Regions from separate parts of the Homo sapiens genome. Here all the other regions are linked to region 2. Evidence: chromatin loops called from intact Hi-C (ENCODE). Cell type or tissue: ascending aorta. All regions are shown on one strand. Each heading gives the region's core, and the rest is flanking DNA. Links, peaks and the distances in the headings are about the cores only.

Evidence for each region. Hi-C counts contacts between places; a loop is a spot of excess contacts. Peaks named below come from ENCODE experiments on the same cell type or tissue, not always from the same donor. Only the 100,000 strongest peaks of a DNase experiment are listed, where the experiment ranks them.
Region 1: it touches region 2 in a loop (2.0-fold over the local background); 3 of 110 quality-filtered maps call a loop at or near these places.
Region 3: it touches region 2 in a loop (4-fold over the local background); 18 of 110 quality-filtered maps call a loop at or near these places.
Region 4: it touches region 2 in a loop (9-fold over the local background); 6 of 110 quality-filtered maps call a loop at or near these places.

Annotation. Positions count from the first base shown.
Region 1 is chr20:44,473,370-44,479,120 of GRCh38, reverse strand. TTPAL (alpha tocopherol transfer protein like) reads right to left here and starts at 3,247. Exons shown (of 5, transcript NM_001039199.3): 1 at 3,130-3,247. RefSeq lists a silencer at 3,142-3,271 and an enhancer at 3,362-3,451. In ascending aorta, for the core only: a CTCF peak has its summit at 3,342; DNase peaks (open chromatin) are centred at 2,709 and 3,280; H3K4me3 peaks cover 1,968 bases; H3K27ac peaks cover 2,367 bases.
Region 2 is chr20:44,864,637-44,870,387 of GRCh38, reverse strand. No RefSeq gene overlaps it. Among named protein-coding and RNA genes, the nearest start is that of YWHAB, 18 kb to the left of the region's middle. In ascending aorta, for the core only: a CTCF peak has its summit at 2,628 (motif pointing right); a DNase peak (open chromatin) is centred at 2,637; H3K4me3 peaks cover 658 bases; H3K27ac peaks cover 370 bases.
Region 3 is chr20:44,797,268-44,802,849 of GRCh38, reverse strand. All of the region lies in intron 1 of RIMS4 (regulating synaptic membrane exocytosis 4), which reads left to right. Among named protein-coding and RNA genes, the nearest start is that of RIMS4, 10 kb to the left of the region's middle. In ascending aorta, for the core only: a CTCF peak has its summit at 2,270 (motif pointing left); no DNase peak of the experiment used is centred there.
Region 4 is chr20:44,782,935-44,788,685 of GRCh38, reverse strand. All of the region lies in intron 1 of RIMS4 (regulating synaptic membrane exocytosis 4), which reads left to right. Among named protein-coding and RNA genes, the nearest start is that of RIMS4, 25 kb to the left of the region's middle. In ascending aorta, for the core only: a CTCF peak has its summit at 2,644 (motif pointing left); no DNase peak of the experiment used is centred there.

The DNA.
Region 1 (5,751 bases), core at 1,121-5,120, 390 kb after region 2:
GGGTACTAGTCAGTCATGAAAAAGAATTAGGGGGCCGGGCGCGGTGGCTCACGCCTGTAATCCCAGCATTTTGGGAGGCCGAGGCAGGCGACTCATGAGGTCAGGCGATCGAGACCATCCTCGCTAACGCGGTGAAACCCCATCTCTACTAAAAATACAAAAAATTAGCCGGGCGTGGTGGCAGGTGCCTGTAGTCCCAGCTACTAGGGAGGCTGAGGCAGGAGAATGGCGTGAACCCGGGAGGCAGAGCTTGCAGTGAGCCGAGATCATGACTGCACTCCCACCTGGGTGACAGAGCAAGACTCCCTCTCAAAACAAACAAACAAAAAAAGCGAAAAGTAGGCAGATCTTTATGAATTGACATATTAAAAAAGCAAGTTGCAGAATAGTGTACAGAAAATCACGTTTTTAAACTATACACATACACTTGTGAATGCACACAAAACTTCTGGAAAGAGATATAAGAAACTTACCAATGGTTATCTCTTGGAACAGAACTGGACAAGTGAAGATTTAAGATGAGAAAGAGGATTTTTACTATACTGTTTGAATTTTTTACTACACACCCATGTAACTTATCGTGGCAGTCGGGAATATGTGCCGGTCAGATCTGCTGGGAAAACGTAATTGATAAAGGGCCCCAGTGGCTGTCCCTCTAGATCCACTATCCAGGGGAAGCCAGAACTTTCCACAGCCCTTCTGTGGCCTCACTGCTCCTAGCCAATGATTTAGTGAGACATAGGACTCCTCTAACAGGCAGCGTTTGCTTGAGGGCCTGGCCAAACCTTTGTTGGGACTGCCCTGCAGTCAGAGACTTGCTGCCCAAACCTCCTTCACAGGAGCTGATCTGCATCACTGCCAGTGGCTCTTCCTGACTTCTCCAGCTCCCTTCCCAGGTGCTGTCCTTCGCAAGGGTTGCCTCTACATTTCTAGCACGTCTAACCTCATCCTAGTGTCTGCTTCTTAGAGGACCTGAACTCATGCACTTTTTTGTTTAAGAGAGAGACAGGGTCTTGCTCTGTCACCCAGGCTGAAGTGCAGTGGCGCAATCATAGCTCTCTGCAACCTCGAACTCCTAAGTTCAAGCAATCCTCCTGCCTCAGCCTCCCAGGTAGCTGGGACTATAGGCACACACCACGCCTGGCTAATTTTTAAATTTTTTCTTGGGCTGTGTGTGGTGGCTTATGCCTGTAATCCCAACACTTTGGTAGGCTGAAGTGGATGGATCACCTGAGGTCAGGAGTTCGAGACCAGCCTGGCCAACATGGTGAAACCCTGTCTCTACTAAAAATACAAAAATTAGCCAGGCATGGTGGTGCGGGCCTGTAGTGCCAGCTACTTGGGAGGTTGAAGCAGGATAATCGCTTGAAACCAGGAAGCGGAGGTTGCAGTGAGCCGAGATCATGTCACTGCACTCCAGCTTGGGCGACAGGGCGAGACGCTATCTCAGATAAATAAATAAATAAATAAATAAATAGATAGATAGATAAATAAATAAAAATATATTTTAAAAGGACCAATCTGCTGTCTTGAGAATGGACTCTAAGGGAGTGAGGACTGAAGCAGACCATTTAGAGGCTATTGCAATAATCCAGCTGAGAGATGCTGGTGGCCTGGAGTAGGTAGCCTTCACTGACCCCCAGCCAGGTTAGGTGCCTCCCCCGCACTTCTCCCACCCTGTTGCAATTGTCTGTTGGCAATTTGTGAGCAACATCCAAGTTTGTCTTGTTCATCACCTGAAACCCAGCGCCTAACATGGTGTTAGACACATAATCTGCACTCCATAAATATTTGTTGAATGACTTTAGTCTGGTTGGCACAGGTATGCTAAGTGAGGAATGGAACAACTATGGCTTTGTTTCTATGGAAGTAACCAAGAGATGCCTGCAATCCCATCAAACATCAGTGTTCACAAGGTACAAGCCTCACCTCAAAGCCCCTCTCCAGCCTCATTTTCCATCGCACCCCACCTTGATGCACATTAAATGCCAGTCAAAACAAACTAATAACCCATCATCCTTGGAATAACTCGTGCACTTCTGATACACTCTGCCTGGAATTTCCTCTTCTAATTTGTTCCTAACTTGACAGCTCAGGCTCAGCTGCCATGTCACCACCTCAGTGAATCCTTCCCAAACTCCCTGAGGGTGATTCCCTCCAGTTTTCCACAGAACTGGGTTCCTATTTCTTTTTTAGAAATTACAGTCCAATGCTATGGGCATTTATCTAGAGTCAGTTTCACCACGCACTCATTTATCAAATAATTACCGATCACCTACCATATATGTCAGGCACTGTGCTCACAGGCACTGGGAACACAGACGCAAACAATACAATTCCTTGCCTAATAAAGCTTACATTATAGTGGAATGAAGAGAATGCATACTTGAGCATTTTACCATGTATCAAGCATTGCTAAGCCCTTTACCCATTTCCTCATTTAATCTTCACGTTATTTGGTGAGAGCGCTATTACTGTTGCCATTTTACAAAGGAGGACAAAAAGGACTGTCCCCTAGAATCTAAGTTCCACGAGGGCAGAGGGCTTGTCTGCCATGTCCACTGCCACCCCCAGTGCCGGGCACATGGCAGTGGTCTGTACACATCAGCGGAGGATATAGGTTAAGCGATTCGCCCAAGGGGGCACACCCGGTGAGGCAGAGCAAGGATGCGTCTAGCCCCACCCTGGGCTTCTAATCTGTACCCTCCACCTGGAGCTTCATGTTGACTCTCCAGGGACTCAGCAGTGCCGAGCGCTCAGCAGGACTCAGTCACAGGCTGGTGAATGAGCTGACAGGCGGACATATGAGTGAGATGCAGACACCATTGGTAACGGTGAAGCCAAAGATCTCCCCCACCTGGAGCCCATCCTTTCTGGAGCATCACTTTCCTTTCCACCCCTTCCTCTCAACAAGGAGAGGTCAGGAAGCCATCTCTCCTAGAGCCCCCGAGACCCCATATCCCGTGGACAACCTTCCGAGGCCCCCACTTCCGGCTGTCACCCCCTCCCCAGGTGTCCCCATTTCCTGGGGTCTCTCGCTCCTCTGGTCCCCACTTCCGGTTATCCTTCCCTCTCAGGGGTCCCTCTCCTCAGCTCCCAGGGCACACGGATGGGCTCGCGGGCACTCACCGGCCCGACTACGGGCGGAGCGCGGGTCAATCGGCGGCGGGAGCCTCGTCCGGCAGCGCACGCAGAACCGACCCGCACTCCCTGCCCGGCCTGCCCGGCCTCTCGCGCCGGAAGTGACGATCCAGGGCGTGGGAGGCGGGGCTCCGCCTAGGAGCGCGCATGTGCGACGCCTCCCCGCGGCGTTGGTGTTCAGTCCCCACCTGGCTGCCGGAGCTCCGAGCTGCGGACCTGGAGTGGCTGGGAGGAGCTGGGGCACCAGCCGCTTGTCAAACCCGGCTTATAGATGGGGAAACTGAGGCTCAGAGAAGGAAGGAAAGAAGCTGCCATTTTCCAAGAACATGCTAACATGTACCTGTTGTTTAACATCCATGATCTCATTAACTCCTCATATTTATGCAATTCCCCTATTTCAGGAAAGGGAAACTGGCAATCAAGGCAGTAAAGGGCTTCAAACCCGGACCTCAGGATTAGCATTCTAGACTTCCCCCCACTATGGCTGCTATCAGGACTAGCTGCTCCAAAAAGGGAGACTCCAAACCAGGGGACATCTGTCTGTCATTAACTGAGTGACCTGGAGCAAGTCCCCATTCCTTCTTGTGCTTCCGTTTCCTTACCTGAAACCTGATTCTTGCTCTGGAGCCTGATTCAATAATTACTTTTTTCCTGCTTTGGGGTTCATTACGTTCCCTCCAGACAAAGGCTTTACTAACTCCCACCCCAGTCCATTAAGATCCGCCCGCAAGTATTTTGTGCAACTGCAACTTTGAGGCAAATCTCCTAGGTCCCTCTGAGGCAGAACCTCTGGTGGTCCAGGAGAACTCTGAGCCTAAAGAAACGACCTTAAACAGTCTTTTCATTTTCCTACCCCAGGGGCAAGAGGAGTCCCAAGAAGATGGGAAGTGACCCATGAGGGCCACAAGAACGTGGCAGTTTCTGCCAGATTGAGGGGCAGGGGGCAGCAGTATGGAGGCGACCTGGGAATCATGAGTTTTGACTCCTGCTCTCAGTTTCATCACTTCTAAGATTGACAGACAAAATATATAACATTCACTACAGTTTGAATTTCAGATAAACATTTAAGCATGTTCCTTTCCAAACACACACACACATACACACAGATAAGTGTGTCCTATGCAACATTTGGGACACATTTATACTTTAAAAATTGTTGTTTATAGGAAATTCAAATATGACTACTGGGCATCCTGGATTTTGTTTTGTTTGCTAAATCTATGTATTATTTTCCTGTTACTGTTACAAGGAATTACTGCAAACTTCATGGATTGAAACAACACAGATATATTCTCTTGCAGTTCTCTAGGTCAAAAGTCTAAAATCAAGGTGTTGGCAAGGCTGCATTCTTTTGGGGATTTGGAGGAAGCATCAGTTCCTTTCCTTTTACAGTTTGTAGAGGCCACCTGCATTCCTTAGCTTATGGCCCCTTCTTCAAATCACCTCAACCTCTGGCTTCTGTTGTCACCTCTACTACTGACTGATCCTCCTGCTTCCCTCTTCTTATAAGGACTCTTGGGATTACATTGGGCTCAGCCAGATAATCCAGGATAATCTTACCATCTCAAGATCCTTACATTAATCACATCTGTGAGATCTTTTAAAACGTAAGGTAAGGCCGGGTGCAGTGGCTCACGCCTGGAATCCCAGCACTTTGGGAGGCTGAAGCAGGTGGATCACTTGAGATCAGGAGTATGATGAGACCACCCCAGCCAACATGGTGAAACCCTGTCTCTACTAAAAATACAAAAATTAGTTGGGCGTGGTGGCACACGCCTGTAATCCGAGGCCCCCACTTCCGGCTGTCACACCCAACTATGCGGGAGCCTGAGGCAGGAGAATCACTTGAACCCAGGAGGCAGAGGTTGCAGTGAGCCGAGATCATGCCACTGCCCTCCAGCCTGGGCGACAGAGCGAGACTCTGTCTCAAAAAGAAAACCCCCCAAAACAGCCGGATGTGGTGGCTCATGCCTATAATCTCAGCACTTTGAGAAGCCAAGGCAGGTGGATCACCTGAGTTCAGGAGTTCGAGACCAGCCTGGCCAACCTGGTGAAACCCTGTCTCTACTAAAAATACAAAAATTAGCCAGGCCTGTAATCCCAGCCACCTGGGAGGCTGCCTGGGCTCAAGCCATTCTCCTGCGCCCTGCCAAATGGCAGCTCTTGTGGCAAAGGGTGAGGGATGACCCTGTCCTAACCAGGCTGTCCTAGGTATTGGAATAAATTCACCCCTCTCCTTAACCCAAACCTAGGACCTACTACTGGTACCTGGAGCCCAGATGGCAATCCTAGATGTTGCCAGCAGGAGAAGAACTTGGTCTCAAGGGCAGGGCAGGGAGAGGATTCAGAGATGCCCCAGAAATCCCTGCCTCTTCCCTCAACTGAGGGCCATTATTTCTTGTTCCTCTTGGTATTACATTTTAGAGAACCAGATTATATCAGGATTAGAACATCTCCGATAAACAATGACAACAAAAAGAGTTTCTGCTTTTTGAATTATATATACCAGGCACTGTGCTTGTATGATCTTAATTTCACCTTACAATGACCCTGTGAACAGCGAGCTAGGATTGTCCCATTTACAGAAGAGGAAACTAAAATCCAGAAAGA
Region 2 (5,751 bases), core at 1,062-5,061:
TGGGCAACAGAGCGAGACTCGGTCTAAAAAAAAAAGATATTTTTTGGCATTTAATTTTAAGTAGGGAAATACCTGCTGTATTCATTTTAAAATAATGTATATTTATTACATAGTAATGTGTGGATATATTTTTATTGTAAGAAAACTAAAATATTAAAGATTAAAAACTAAAATTCCCTATGATCGCCACCTCCCAATGCCATTTCTCCTCCCCAGAAGTAACCACATATCAGTTATATATAGCAACATGTATTATCAGTGATGGTAGGTTAGGTTATGCTACAATAACCTACAATAACAACATCCTCAAAGTCTCAGTGTCTTATATTAATAAAAGTTTATGTCTTTTGTTTGTTTGTTTTTTTGTTGAGACAGGGTCTCACTCTGTCTCCCAGGCTGTAGTGCAGTGGCATGATCATGGCTCACCGTAGCCTCGACCTCCTGGGCTCAGGTGATCCTCTCATCTCAGCCTCCCAAGTAGCTGGGACTACAGATGTGTGCCACAAGGCCCAGCTAATTTTTTGTGGTTTTTGTGGAGACAGGGTTTTACCATGTTGCTCAGGCTGGTCTCGAACTCCCCAGCTCAAGCAATCCATCTGCCTCAGCCTCCCAGAGTGCTGGGATTACAGGCGTGAGCCACTGCGCCCAGCCTAAAAATTTATATCTTAATTGCATGTTTGTGATGGGTTGAATTCAGCTGTATCTCTGGACACAGCTGGAAGAAGCAGCTGGAACATGCTGATCTCATGGAATAAGGAAAAGAGAGAATGGGGGAGCCTCTTAAAGCTTCTGCTTGGATGTCTCACATGTCACTTCCACTCAAATTCCCTTGGCCAAAGCAAATCATATGGCTATGCCTGACTTACGTGGGGTGGGGATGTAGAATCCTTCCATAGGGCAAGTCGGTAAAATTCCATCCTTTTATAGTGTATGTAAAACTCTAGAAATAGATATAATTTTTATATAGTTTATTAGGGTACTGAATCTTATTTCTTCATGCAAAAATATGTCTTAGAGGTCTTTCCATATTATACAAATAGATCCATCTCTTTTTAATTTAATTTTTTAATTTTTTTAACCCCAGGGCAGAAGGCACCATCTCCTTTTTATTTTATTTTTATTTTTATTTTTCAGATGGAATCTCACTCTATCGCCCAGGCTGGAGTGTAGTGGCATGATCTCGGCTCACTGCAACCTCCGACTCCTGGGTTCAAGTGATTCTCCTGCCTCAGCCTCCCAAGTAGCTGGGATTACAGGCGCCCACCACCACGCCTGGCTTTTTTTTTTTTGTATTTTTAGTAGACATGGGGTTTCATCATGTTGGCCAGGCTGGTTTCAAACACCTGACCTCAAGTGATCCCCCAGCCTTGGACTCCCAAAGGGTTAGGATTACAGGCGTGAGCCACTGTGCCTGGCCAATTCTTCCATTTCTTATTTGAGAATGTCAAAGAATGCATCTCCAATCAGCCAGTGGAATATTGCATTTTATTTATTTGTTAATGGCTTGCAACCCATAAAATAATCCATACATTATATCAACATGAATGACCCAAATGTATTGGTTATTGCAGCTGGATGGCATGCATAGCCTAGGTCACAGGTGGATGGAAGACAGACAAAACCATTTTTACTCTCTGAATTCCTCCTCCACTACCCCATCACTGATGTTGTCTCCCTCCCAGCCATCTCCCTTATTTGAGGAGCAATGCATGGGGAATAGGTAGTGGGCGCTGCAGTGCATACTGTGGTGTGCCACCCAGACCCCCATCCCCAGGATGGGGCATTTATTCCCCCAGCTGCTGGGAGCATTGGCTGCTGGCAGCTCTCAGCTGAGTCCCTATGACTGTTCGAGGTGGACATTCCAAGGTCCTGTCCTCTTGCCATCCCAGCTCTATATTCCCCATGGCATTAGCCAAGGCCTCTGCTGAGGTTGCACTGCAGTTTGACTTTTCCTTTCCACAGATGTAATCCCGACAGCACTCTGCAATAGACTTCCTGACTTCAAATCTCCATATTGGAGTCTGATTCCTCGGGACCTGACTCACAACAGCCCACCACAGGCTCTGAAGTCAGACAGAACTGGGTTTCAGTCTTATCCCAAACACCAACTAGATATGTAATCCTAGAGATGATAAGTCCACTATACACCTTGTATGCCTCGGGTTTTTAATATCAACTGAATGTTGATAGTTTCTTGGAAACTGCAACTTTAAGTGAAATGATGTATGATGAAACCATTTTTTCCCTCATAATCATAATGGAAGGACATTACTTGAGGACGTGCTGCACATCATTTTGCTTAAAGTCGCAGTTTCCAAGAACCCATCGAAGAAGTTAAGTGAGGACTTACTATATACACTTCTTGCAGTTACTGTGAGGATGAAATAACACATGTAAAACACTGAGCACAGTATCTGGTACGTACTAGGTGCTCAAAACAAGTGCTAGCATGTTAGTAGTACTATTACATTAAAATGATAATCTTGGTAGAGTAATTAGATGATCCAGGACAGAGGAGATGGAGAGATTTTGCTAAAATTCATTCTCTCTTTTCCCCTCCTTGCCTGCATTTCCAGTGCCCTCACGCCCCGCTGAAACAGAAATAGACCTGTTGTGCTAACTTATTTCCGGAAGATGGCGCCAGCAGATAACGCTGCGGACGAGTCCCTTTGGTTTTCTTTTTCTTTTTCTTTTTCTTTTTCTTTTTTTTTGAGATGGAGTCTCGCTCTGTCGCCCAGGCTGGAGTGCAATGGCACGATCTCGGCTCACTGCAACCTCCGTCTCCCAGGTTTGAGGGATTCTCCTGCCTCAGCCCCCCAAGTAGCTGGGATTACAGTCATGTGCCACCACGCCTGGCTCATTTTTGTATTTTTAATAGGGGGGGGGTTCACCATGTTGGCCAGGCTGGTCTTGAACTCCTGGCCTCAAGTGATCCGCCTACCTCGGCCTCCCAAAGTGCTGGGATTACAGGTGTGAGCCACTACGCCTGGCCAGGAACAATTTTCACTATTCACAGATTACATATCAATTTCACATGTGTTATCTCATTTGATTCTCCTTCACCAACCATTTACCAAATGCTGATTATTCCATCTTTACTGTTTTATCCCTTCGCCAACAAATGCTTACTGAGCACTTACTCTAGCCAAAGAGCATCTTTAAATGCCTTCTCAAGCGCAATGACTAAGAAACAAAAAAGGAAATAGAATTCTAAGCCTCTGCTGGAGAGCTGGACTTTCCAGAGATGAATAAGACAAGTTCCAGCCACTGATTTCTTTCTGGTTCTGGGTTGATGTCAACTTGTGCTCTGGAAGGAGGCTGCTTTCATAAAGCAGAAGAAGCTTAATTCAAGTGAAACTGAGTCAGAAAGAAAGCAATTCCTTTGCAGGAGCAGCTAGGGTGCATCTCAGAGACTGTCTGCAGTACTTCCCAAGGGCTATTGATCTGAGAGCAGAGCATTCGGTCCTTGGACTGGTGAAAATTGCTGAGCAGGCAAAAGAAGAATAAAACCCGTAAAGGGAATGGAGAAAAGATGTTGAAGGGCTTCCGGGTAGGGAAGGTTAGCTGGACTGCATTCAGGAGCTCCAGACAGAAGTGACTCTGCAGTTCCTTGAGCTTCGCAGGCAGGCCTGCAAGCAAACCTGGAAACCACGAGACCAGGGCCTGGCGATCCATTTCTTTGGTGGGGACAGAGGTGCTCACCCTCAGCCTTCTCACGCTCACTCCAGAACTGTGACGGGGTGAGCTCACGTGACAATCACCTCAGCAGTGCAATTTTAGGGGTGTCAAGAAGGGCTCCTTCTATGGCTGAAATCTCTTTCAACAGTTACTGTCTGGTGCCCCAAATGCCACCACTGGTGTCCTTTATTTCTTTTCTTTTCTTTTCTTTTCTTTTCTTTTCTTTTTTTTTTTTTTTTTGAGGCAGGGTCCCACTCTGTCATCTAGACTGGAGTGCAGTGGCGCGATCTGGGCTCACTGCAACCTCTGCCTCCTGGGTTCAATCAATTCTCCAGCATCAGCCTCCTGAGCAGCTGGGACCACAGGTGCATGCCACCGTGCCAGGCTAAGTTTTATATATTTTTGTAGAGATGAGACTTCACCATGTTGGCCAGACTGGTCTCGAACTCCTGACCTCAAATGATCCTCCCGTCTCGGCCTCCCAAAGTGCTGAGATTACAGGCACGAGCCACTGCGCACAGCCCATTAGTGTCCTTTAATATGAATATTGCAAGAGTTAAAAACAGGACTTCTATAAAGAAATGTATAATTATATTGGCTTGGAGAAAATTCTGCAAGTGTACACATCAGTTGTTAACAGGGGTTATCGTGAGCCAGAAAGTGTGGAGTAAGTAAGGGAGATTAATGGAGGTCAGAAAAGGAAGAAGAAAAGGATAGATAAGAAAAAAAAATCACACTTAAAAAGGGTGCTCTTGATTAAAAGAATGTGTATTATTTGTTATGATTTATGAAAAAGGTTACTTCTATTGCCCATACGCGTTAAGACAGGCATGAAAGATGCCCAGTAAAATATTAACAGTAGTTATTATATGCTGATGAGATTTCAAAGAATGTTACTTTCTTCCTTATAACTTTATATATTTAAATTTTTATAGGGAGCATTTAAATCAGGAAAGTGGGAAAAAGCAAAATTAAGAACATTATTGCAAGCCAAATGAGAAAAGCAATAACAAAAAAATAACAAAAGTAAAACAAAATTTGAGCCATTCAAATTCTAACTTCTCTATTCCGTGGCTGTGGGACTCTAAAGAAATTACTTAACTTCTTTGATCCTCAGTTTCTTCCTCTTTAATTTTTAATTTATTTTATGAGATAGTGTATTAGGGTTCTCTAGAGGGACAGAACTAATAGGATAGATGTATATATGTAAGGGAGTTTATTATGGAATATTGACTCACACGAGTTTTGTTGAATGCATATGGAGTAGATTATAGAATCACAGGGGAACCAAACTCAGAGGTTGAGAAGCCAGGCATGGTGTCTCCATTCACATCAACAGAATTGGCCTGGGGACACTACTGGCCCTCTGGTTCCAGACAGCCAGTGCTGCCCGTAACCCCACTGGATTGTCATCTCTGGAACTGGATCTTACTCTCTCATCACACCTGCCAGAGAACAGTCTCTATATGAGTTTGAAAATCGAAGTCCATGGCAGATGCACCTGATGGGCAACGCCTAAGTCACAACACTGATGTCCTCCATGCAGGGAGGACATGGCATTTTCTGCTTCCTCTGCAGAATTGAACTCTGGGTTCCAAGGAGTTGAATGAAGTAGGTAATTCCCTTACACACAGAAAGTGGGTTCAGATGTAAAATTGTGAACTCTCAGTACTCAAGTTTCCCTGTCTGCAAAATGGAAATTATATTAGTACCTTTCTTAAAATATTATTCACAGGATTAAAAGAATTAATACATGTAAAATTCTTAGAATTATGTCATCCACATAATGATTTCATGAATACTAGATCTGATTTTTCAGTTATATGAACCTTTTGGCTTAAACCATTTGAGAGTTGGTTGTTACTTTTTTTCTACTTGCAACTTACAGTCCTGACTAATATGAAGACTAATGATACACAGGGTTGTAAAGCTGGAGTGAGGAAATCTATGTAAAGTTCTTGGTACATGGTGATATGGCTTGGCTGTGTCCCCACCCAAATCTCATCTTGAATTGTAGCTCCCGTAATTCCCACATGTTGTGGGAGGGACCCAGTGGGAAGTAATTGAATCATG
Region 3 (5,582 bases), core at 488-4,487, 67 kb after region 2:
ATGACAGACCAGTGTGGTTAGAGAGACAAGATCAGAGAAGGGGGCAAATTATCTCAGCCTTGTAGAGGATAAAGATTATCTGGTGCGGGAACTGAGGTCCGAAGAAGGAAAAGAAAAGGCCCCCAGCTGGGTGAAGTTAGAGAGAGGCCAAGAACTCATGCCCCCTGAATCCCTGTTTTTTATGTTCCTTAGGCGCAGATGGCTGTGCCTTTACATGCATAACGCAGCTTCCTTTCACGCTGTAGCTGGAAGGCACTGTGGAGTCCAGGCTGGGTTCTTTCTGCTCACCCTGCCTGCCTCCACCCCTCTTCGAATCTCACCTGACCCAGACTGATGATGTAGGTGTGAGAGACCCTGGGGAACTTCCATGGACGGACAGAAAGAACATAGCTTTGGAATCCGGCAGATCTGAATTTTCATCTTGACTGCCACTTCTAAATTGTATGACTGTAGGCAAGTTGCTTCAACCCTCTGGGGTTCAATGTCCGCATCTGTAAAATGGGGCATAATAATAGTAAATACTCAAGAGGGTTATAGTAAGGAGTAAATGACATCATGCACACAACACACCTAACCCAGAGCTGGACGTATGGAATAAGGTGTCCTTTGCTATGAGGATTAATGGATGAGAGTGCATGTTTAACCCTCGGCACATAGTAGGTTCCCAGTCATTGGTAGCAGCTGCAGTTGTCACAGTGGCTGTTGTCAGTTTAAATGGGTTAGAGCAGGGCCGCCAAACTTGAGTGAGCCTCAGAATCCTCTGGAGGGCTTCTTAATGCAGACTGCTGGGCCCACCCAGAGTCTTTTATTTAGTTTGGGGGCAGGAGGGACTTGAGGATTTCATTGCTAACAAGTTCCCACGTGATGCAGATTCGGATGGTACTGATCCAGGGACCCTACCTTGAGAACCACTGGGTTGGAGGAAAAGGCTGGAGAGAACTGAAGGGGTCTTGCCAACGTGGGATATCTCCTGGCTCCTGATGTCTTAGATGCTGGGACACTGGGTACCAAATTCAGTCCTGGGTATGGTCTTCAGGCCCTCTTGTTTCTGTCACAGAGTCTATGATCCAAATGAGTCTCAGCTGCTGCCTGCGTTGTGCCAGGTTTAACACGTAGGCCCTCATAAAGCCTCTAGGAAGTCATTTGTACAAAGGATAAGTGAGTCAAAATGAGCAATGCATCAGGCCATGAGACCATTGCATGGGATATTGGACCCAGACAGCTCTGGGAATTCTGAGGATTCAGGTCTAGCTCCTTTTTCGTCCAGAGAGAACAGGACATGGTCCCTTTTCTGCATTGGGAAAAGGGAGGGCTATGTGTTAAAACCAGGAAGTTCATTTGAGGACAAACCTCTACTGGGAAGAAGTAAATCAAAGGAATCATCGATGTAAAGGGGGCAAAGTGCTGGGAAATGCTCCCGGGGGAGTTTACTGAGTCAGTTTATTCAGATGTTTCTAAGAAAGGGGTCGCTGATAATTTTCTAGGGAAGATTGGGGTCTAGCTCAGGTTGGAGGCAGGGGACCAACCTTGATGTGATGAGATTCTCACCCAGCCCCATACAACTCAGAATCTGAAGACAAAGGCACTTAAAAATAGTTTCCGGGTGGGACTTGTCCTAAACTGATGGGAAATACCCTCTGTGAGGGGTGGCTTGGGATAGTAAAAATGAGCGGACTTGGGAGGCCCAAAGACCTGGGTTTGCATCTCTGGCCCTTTCTAGCTGTGCATCATGACTGTGGTATGTAACTGATCTAGGCCTCAGCCTGTCCTTTGCAAAATGGAATTAGAGATACCTTGTGAGAATTCCAGAGGATGTATGTACAACACATAGAAGACATCCAAGCTATGGAAGCTGCCGCCTTTCCTTTTCCTGTAGACTTCATAAAAATGATGTGATGTGCACATCTGGGTGGAGGAAGGGTGGGATGGGGCAGCACACAGCTGGCGTCAGGCCTCCTCGCTCTGGTCTAGGTATGTGGTGTTTACTGTGTGCACAGTGGAGCCTGAAAGGCTGCATGAGGAGTGAAGAGAGAAGGACTTTGTTCATCGCCGAGTCTCAGTGTCTCCTACACCCACTTTTTGACTCTTTGGGCCTCAGTATCCCTGCCTGCAGAGTGAGAGGCTGGTGGGCTTGGTTTAGATATACCCAGAGTCTCCCAGAGAAGGTAGGACACTTGTACAGGCCCTCCAGTTCCTCCTTTGTCTCCCCCTGACTCTGCGGTAGCCCCTAGATGGTTATTTTTCATCCCCAGAGCGCCCCCTCCTGCCAGTTTCTCTCTAGCTGATCTTTGCTTGATTGGTCTTGGATAATTTTTAAAGTATTTTTTTGGATTAGGTAATATATGCAGATGCTACAACATTTTAAACACATGAAAAATATCCGGGGGAAGTGTCCTGGGCACCCCTGTCTTCTGATCCTCATGTCCCATCCCTGGTACAAGCACTGTTATCAGCTTTTATAATGCTTTATGCTGTTATTACTGCTGATAATGTAGATACATCGTAAAAAAGCCGAACAGCACCAGAGGACATCCAAAGAAATGGCATCTCCCTTCTACTCAGCTATCCAGTCCCACTCCCACAAGCCACCATCACACTCTTTCAGGCTACCAGTTTTTTCTTATTTTCCTGTTTTTAAATTCTTATTAAGCACTTATGGTGGTGCCCATCCCTGTGCCAGGCACTGTGAGAGTTCCAGAGAAGTTGGGTTGCACTAGGCAGTATAGCATGGTGAAAGTAACGAGCTCCACAGCCAGATAACCTGGATTTGAATCTTGGCTCTGCCGCTTATTGGCTGTGTGACTCTGAGCAAGTCACTTAACCTCCCTGAGCCTGTTTCCTCATCGCAAAACGGGCTTATCATAGCCCCATCCTGCCTCGAAGGTGTCAAGAGGATTAGATGAATAAATATTGGTAGAGAGCCTGGTACACAGTGAAAGTGTCTTAAGAGTGTTAGCTGTCATTATTTTAGTTGAAAGTCCCTCTGAGGTCATCTACTGTGGCTATCTTAGTTGAGGCCCAGAGAGCAATCTCAATTGGCCTGAAGCCTCACAGGAGGTCTGTGGCAATGATGTTTCTGGATACACAGCTCAGGATCTCTCCCTGTCCCCTGAGGCACCCCAAGTAGCCATCATGGACCCTGCGGCACCTGAGGCCTCAAGTTTGCTGCCTTTATCTCCAGCACTCAGTGTCCCTAGTGAACGCCACCTGGAGTCACCCTGAGAGTGGGTGGAAAGATATTCCACCACACTCACTGCACTCACTAATTGGGTCCTCTAATGAAAATTAATTAGTTCCTCAGCAAATGTCTTGAGCAGCATCTTTCATCAGCCTGGGCCCAACACCAAGACTGGACCAGGTGCCTCCGGGGCCCATCCAAGCCCTGGCCGAGCCACCCCCGAGCCATCTGGCCTCAGGAAACTTACCATTTGTGCCCAGCTTCTACTGGGCATGCTAAGTCCTCGCAGAGGGACCCCCAAACTGGGCAGCTGGGCCCTGAGGGGAGTCAGGTGTGTGGCTCTAGCAAGGGATAATTTTTTTTTTTTCTGAGATGGAGTCTTGCTCTGTTGCCCAGTCTAGAGTGCAGTGGCATGATCTCAGGTCACTGTAACCTCTGCCTCCTGGGTTCATGTAATTCTCCTGCCTCAGCCTCCTGAGTGGCTGGGACTACAGGCGCGTGCCACCATGCCCAGCTAATTTTTATATTTTTAGTAGAGATGGAGTTTCACCATATTGGGCAGGCTGGTCTCGAACTCCTGACCTCAGGTGATCTGCCCACCTCAGCCTCCCAAAGGGCGGGGATTACAGGCATGAGCCACCACACCCGGCTCAAGGGAGAATTTAACATGTACCTTCTTCTCTGGACTTTCCCCAGAAGTCACTTGATTTTGTAACGAATACAGAAAATCAGGAGAACTCTTCACTCCTGTTTCCACTGTCTTAGCCTGAGAAGTGGATTTTTGTGCAAGTGCTCTGTGGGAGTGCTCGCAGGTGAAACCTGCAAGAGAGGGAGAGGGAGACGCAGCATGGGGCAGGAGAAGAAGCAGCCAGACATGGGCACTTGGCTGCAGGCTAACTTCAGCCAGATCCTGGGGAGCTCTGGAGAATGGATGGCATGGCAGGGTTGACTAGGCTTCGGTACTCCTATAGCAGGGTAGTCCCCCGAGGGCATAACTGTTGGGGCAAGGCAGCTCCTATGAGCTAAGGGCAGTTGTCCAAAGATGGGGCAGCTGTGAGCCGGCACCAGCAGATACTCATGGCAGCTGAGTGATGGGGGACCTGCTTAGCATGGGGGATCTGGCCAGGATACCAGTGGGGTCCACTCACCCACTGTCTGGGAACCCCTGACTACAGAGTGGGGAGAGTGGGTGTGCTCAGCTCTGTGCTCAGCAGTGTCCAACCCTCGTTTCAGGTCACCCTCCACAAGGTGGGCATAGTCATTACATTCGGCCATATGGAGAAATTGAGCATCTGGATGGACTTCTGACTTGGCCAAGGTCATACAGCTAGTGAGGGGCAGAACAGGACTTCAAACCCAGGCCTATTCCAACACTTGTGTTCTTTCCAGCATTCTGTACTGTATTTAATGTTTTTCATGAATATATACATGTATCTCATGCTTCTTTGTGGGCCTCTTTCCAAGTCCCTCTTTGGAGGGTGCCTGTCCTGACTTTCTACTTTGCACCTTGCAGACATGAAGTCTTTTGTGTCTGACAAAGGATTTTAATATATTTGAGCCTGCCTGATCCTCATGAAAAGTTGGCCGTGTATCCAGAGAGGAGGGCAGAGGCCCTAATAGGTGGCCTGAGGTGAAAGCAGAAGGGGTAGTTGATTTGTCGTGGGATGAGCCCTGGATTTGTCATAAAGAAACCTGGGTTTGAGATCTCATTTCTGCCAGTTTGCCAACTGACCCTGGGCAAGTCATTCCCCTCTTTGAACTTTGATTTCCTCATTAGATGAACAGGTTCACAGCTATAAGCAGGAGGTAACCTACAGGTGGTTTAATGATACTGCACATATCAAAGACACATGGCAAGGCTCTGACTGGGGAGTGCGGGAAGGGTCTCAAACCAAGGCTGACCTCTGCCTTTGCTGAGGAGACAATGTGTGTGCAGGGAACAGCTTTAAATTAGGGCTCGTCTGTAAAATGGGCATGATGACACTTGCCCTGCTCTCCTAGTTTAGGTTTTCCCAGAACAGAGCCTGACACAAGGAATCAAGTACAAGTATTAGGGCAAACCACCTGAAACTGCCATTTTATTAGTGGAAGCAGTCTAATAGAATTTTGTATGCTTCATATGGTTCACAAAGGTGATGGATGAAACCCCAGGATGGGAGTGAGAAAGTGAGGCAGAGAAAGAAGTCAGGAGACTGTGTATTATCAGGCAGGTTAACCCAAGCAAGGGCAACTGGAGTTTAGTCTTGCTGGGGACTTCTGGGGAGACAGTGTAGCACAGAACTCAGCAAGCTGCTTCTGTAAAGGGCCAGACAGTAGATATTTTAGTCTTTGCAGGATTACAGTCTCTGTTGTAACTGCTCAATCATGAAGTTGTAGTGAGAAAGCAGCCCCAGACAATATGTAA
Region 4 (5,751 bases), core at 736-4,735, 81 kb after region 2:
GGCTCAAACCTCAGCCTCCCAAGTAGCTTGTACAGCAGGCACAAGCCGCCTTGACTGGCTAGTTTTCAAAATTTTTTGAGAGACAGGGTCTCGCTATGTTGCCCAGGCTGGTCTCGAACTCCTGGGCTGAAATGACCCTCCTGCTTTGGCCTTCTAAACTGCTGGGATTATAAGTATGGACCACTGCACCCACCTCCTGTCTCCTCTTCATGGTCAACTTCATTTATCAAGCAAATCTAATTTCTAGTAGCCCCTGACAGTGGAAAAACTAAAATTGGCAGTCAAGAGACCAAGTTCTAGCCCAGCGCTGCCCAATAGACATTTCTGCAATGATGAAAATGTTCTGTGCCTGCACTGTGCGATACTGTAGCCACTAGTCACAGGTGGCTACTCAGCACTTGAAATGTGATCCCTGCAACTGAGGACTGAATTCTTAATTTTTTTTTAAAGTTTAAGTGTTCACATGTGGCTAATGGCTACTCCAGATGTGCTGAGCTGTGAGACCTTGAGCAAGTTTCTTCCCCTGTCTGGGAAGATGAAGAAATGCCATTGGAGAAGCCAGAAGAGAATGTCTGGAATAGAGACTGAGGTCTGGAGCCAGCTAGATCTGTGGTTAATTTCAATTCTGCCAGATACCACCTCTGTGAGCCTGGGCAAGTTACTTAAACTTTGTGTGTCTCAGTTTCCTAGTTTGTAAAGGGATCCTAATTATAATCACCTCACAGGACTAAAATGAGGTTTAAATGAGATACGATTCTACAAGTGCCTTATTCCTGATAGGCTCTTGACAAATTGTATGGAAGTGGTTTTAGCTGGTATTGCAGACACTTGTGTTCCCCTATTGCATCTTTGGAAAACTCTGAAAATTCTTGTTTTTGTTATAAATGCTTATAAAATGCTTACTTTTAGGGCTGGAGTTTATAACCTTGAACCTCTTGAAATTACGTTCAAGTTGTATCATTGTGCATCTCTATTTTTTTTTTTTTTTCCTGGAGAAAACCAAAACTTTTCTCTGGGGAAAAGCAGCTCCCAGCAGATTTTCAAAGGAGTCCAAAAGATTTAGGAACTCTGGGAGGGGAGGAAACTGGTGTTCATGGTGCATGTGGAACAGGACAGGGTGTGATCAGCAAGCCAGTGGACTTTGGCTCCAGGCGGCCGGTGTTCCCGTCCCAGCCCTGCCACCTCCAGGCTGCGTAAATTTTGTTGAACCTCAGCTTCCCTATCTATAAAATGGGTATAATATAAGACATATTTCACAGATTGTTGTGGGGATTAGATAAACAAATCCATGTTAATTGAGTAGCATAGCACCTGTCACCCGTGCCCAATGAATGCTAGCTGCTTTTATCATCACATCGTCATTGTCATTATCATCATCGCCACCATCTCTTCCATCAATTGTATGCCAGCTTGGTGTGAGGTGTGTCAGTTTTTCAGTCTGCCCTCTCCTCCTGCCCCATCATCTCAAACCTCATCTCACACCACTCCCCCTTGCTCTGTCTGCTCCAGCCACTCTCGTCTCCTTCGAACATACCAGACATGTCTGCCACGGGCCTTTACGTTTCTGTTCCCTGTGTTGGGAATGCTTTCTCTGATCACTCTGTTTCAGAGAGAAACTCCTATCCCTGCCCTTATTGCCTTCTAGCATCCTCTCTATCTTTCTGTATTTGTCTGGCTTGATGTTTGCTTGCCTCTCCTAGCATGGAGATTCAGGAGGACAGTTCGTTTTTCCTTGTCTTGTTTCCTGCTCTAGGTCCAGTGCCTAGAACCGTGTTGGACATGTAGAAAGTGCTCAAAAAAAATACTTTGTGAGTGAATGAGTGAATGAATGAATGAATCTCATCTAGTCTGAGACAGGCTCCTGTAGGGCTCTCAAACTTCACATGATGTCTCTTGTGTAATATTTTCAATCAACAAATAATCTCTGAACCCTCCTTTCTGCCAGCTTAGGCCTTAGGTTCCAGGGATAGAAAGATGAGTGAGAGAATTCCAGTTCTTGAGGAGTGTACAGGCACATGGGGTGACCATGGTACAGTTCTCTTCTAAGCACTTAGACTATAGTTGTAACTACAGAATTATGCTGCCATCCTGTTTGCTGTCTGTCTTCCACCCTAGACTAGAAGAGCTCAGTGGGTGAGGACCCCCATCTGTCTTGTTCAATGCTGCGTCCTCGGCACTAGTATGAAGGCTGGCACATATATGTAAATGGGGTGCATGAATGAACAAATACAGGGTGCAGCAGGATAGGGACTAGCAGAGAGGTCTGTGGGTGTACCAAGGAGGGGTGACTGGCCCTGCCTGGGGAAGGATGGGATGGGGCTGTGAGAGATTCACACGGGAGGTGAGGAACCTTCTGTCCCTTGCCTCGACTCTCACTTGGCCAACCATGGAGCAGTTTGGGAATGATGGTGGGGGTGTGGTTCCCCTCCCTCAGAGGCTGGGTGGCCCTTCCATATTTCAGCTTCTGCCTGAGCTGCTGTCCTTGGAGTTAAAAATAGGGAAGGATGGGAGCACAAGGACATGCTGTCCTCTGCCACTGAGCAGGGATTCTGCTACCTCTTCTCAAAGGGGGCTGTAGGGCAGCAGGTTTGAGAAGCCAGAAGCTTAAAGAATTATCCCTTCCTGCCCCCTTGAGGACAGGCACAGACTTCTCTTTGCCCAGTGTGGCATGACTCTGAATGAGCTGTGTGGAATGTCACAGCTGGAAGGGCTCTCTGGGGTAGGCGGACATCTGGCAGGAAGCCCATCACCCTCCAGGCCTGGGATCTTGGCAGACAACACCAATCAATCAAGGCCCCCTTTCCTGGGACCATGGCAGGCATCACCAATCAATCATGGCATCCTTTTCTGCCAAGTCCAGGCACAGTCTAAGAATTCTTAGCACAGGGTATTTCAGGCAACAGCTACCAGAGTTGGCAAAAAAAAAAAAAAAAAAGAAAACCTATGTATCATCCCCAATCTAGTCCACTTCTCTCATGGTGGGAAAACTGAAGCTCAAGAGAGGAGCAGAAAGTTGTCTGATGTCACACCGGAAGTCAGTAGTGGAGCTGGGACAAGACCCAGGAGTTCTCACTCCCTGCCAAGGCTTTTTCTTTTTCTATCCCCTGTTGCATCCTCTTTTCTGCAGGAACTAAGATTTGCAGGTTTGTGTATGCGAAAGAATGGCTTTTAGGCTAGGCATGGTAGGTAGTTCATGCTTGTAATCCAAGCTCTTTGGAAGGCCAAGGCAGGAGGATCCCTTGAGCCCAGGAGTTGGAGACCAGCTTGGGCAACATGGCGAGACCCTGTCTCTACAAAAAATAAAGTAATTATCCAGGCTTGGTGGTGTGTAGTACCGGCTGAGATGGGAGGATCACTTGAGCCTGGGAAGTCAAGGCTGCAGTGAGCTGTGATTGTGCCACTGCACTCCAGCCTGGGTGACAGCCTATCTCTTATAAAAGAAAAAAAAAAAAAAAGAAGAAGAATGGCTTTTAATCCAGGGATTGCAGGCTCCCAAACTTTATGCAACATACTGTGTGTATGTGCTGGCAGGTCCTTTTCTAAGAGAGAGTAGCTTTTATCCACTCCCAAGAGGCTCCTTGAACAATGAAGAAGGCAGAGAAATCAGAAAAGAGTGAATGGAATGGGCTAGAATCTTGCTACTCAATGTGTGGGCCACAGACCAGCAGCATTGACCTCACCTAGGAGTTGTGAGAAGTGCTGAATCTCAGGCCCCACCTGAGACCTGCTGAATTAGAATCTGCATTTTAACAAGATTCCTGTGTGATCCATTTGCACATTAAAGTTGAGAAGCCATGAGCTGGAATTCCTTCAGCCTTTGGTGTCTGTGTGGAGGACCTGCTGAGTGCCAGCCAGTGTCCCTGCCCTCATTTGAGAGAGAGAAAAGCAACCAAGGGAGGTGCCTTAGCCAAGGTGGGGCCCAGCTTCTCTGCAACTCTGCTAAGGCCAAATCAAGGAAGAGATTTGTTTAAACTGCTTCAAGATAAAGGATAGCGCTGCTCATCCAAGGAGTAGGAGACCCAGCGTGCGTTAAGCATGTATGTGGGAGGTTCTTGAGAAGCCTTAGTGGACACTGGGTTAGCTGCTATCCTGCAGAACAGTCTGGAGAGAGACGGATTTTAAGCAGTTTTGGGACGTGGATGAGCCAAGCTGGAGCAACAGGGGATGTGCTGCCTAAGGCCAACATCACTACAGCCTCAGTGCTGAGAACAGCTAGTCCAAGGTGGGTTTGCTCTGGTGAGTGCTGGTGCCAGGTGGTTTCAGGTGGTCTTAACTAAGCCTTGCTAGCTCTAGTCTTGGAGGCTCTGGAGGAAGCTGGCCATCTGTTGATTGAGGAAGGTGGTGATGGGGAGCCTGAGGCTTGCCCTGGTGGGACTGGAAGGAAGGAATTCCCTCATTTCCAACCCCACCCCATCCCCTACATCTCTGCTTCCCATGTACCCACTGCACGTTTTCATCCGTGGGCCTTTGTGGGGATACATGTGCACATGTGTTATCTGAAGATGACATCCGAGGGGACAGACTGTACAAGTTGGCCTTGTCTGGCCTTTGCAGCAGGTTTTCCACACTGCTTCTGGCTTAGGGGGAGCCTCCCTGCCTGTGGGCTCCTTGACCCTCTTGGGGTCAGTGTAGAATAGGGTTAACAGCCTGGCCTGGGAGATGAGATGAAGTGGAAGGAGATTTATATAAGCTTTATTGAGATATAATTCATATACCATACAGTTTACTAGTTTAAAGTGAACAATTCAGTGGGTTTTAATATTTAATTTATTCACAGAGTTGTGCAACCATCACCACAGTCAATTGTAGAATATTATCGTCAACCCTATACCCGTGAGCATTCACATCCCATTTGCCCCTCCCTCTGGTCCTTGGCAACCACTAGTCTGCTTTCTAGTTCTATGGATTTACCTATCTTGGACATTTCAAATACGTAGAGTCATAGAAGAGATGATCTTTTATGACCAGCTTCTTTCACTTGCATAATGTCAAGGTTCATATATGTTGAAGCATGTATAGGTAATGCTTTGTTGTTTTTTTTTTGTTTTTGTTTTTGTTTTTTTTGAGACAGGGTCTCCCTGTCAACCAGGCTGGAGTGCAGTGGTGCCATCTCAGCTCACTGCAACCTCAGCCTCCTGGGTTCAAGTGATTCTCCTGCCTCAGCCTCCTGAGTAGCTAGGATTACAGACACACACCACCACAGCCCAGCTAATTTTTGTATTTTTAGTAGAGACAGTGTTTCACCATATTGGTCAGGGTGATCTCAAACTCCCGACCTCAGGTGATCCACCCACCTTGGCCTCCCAAAGTGCTGGGATTATAGGCGTGAGCCACCATGCCCGGCCCAGTACTGCATGCTTTTTATGGCTGAATAATACTTAATTGCATGGATATACCACAGTTTGTTCATTCGTCCATGGATGGCCATTCAGGCTGTGTCCACTTTTTGACTGTTACAGTTAATGCTACTGTGAACATTTGTGTGCAGCTTTGTTTGAATGGAGCGGATTTGTTTTGCATTCTTCCTCTCCAACCTTTACTTGCTGTGGGACCTTGGGCAAACTGCTTCAGTTCTCAGAGCCTCAGTTTTCTGAGAGTTTCTGAGAATCAGGGACACTACTCTCTATCTCAGAGTATTGTTTATAATAGTAGCTGCAATTTACTGAGTGCCTGTATCTTACTGTGACAGTCGTTGTGCACATGTTATGTCATTGAGTTCAGTCCCACAAGGGGTATGAGAGATCTATTTCA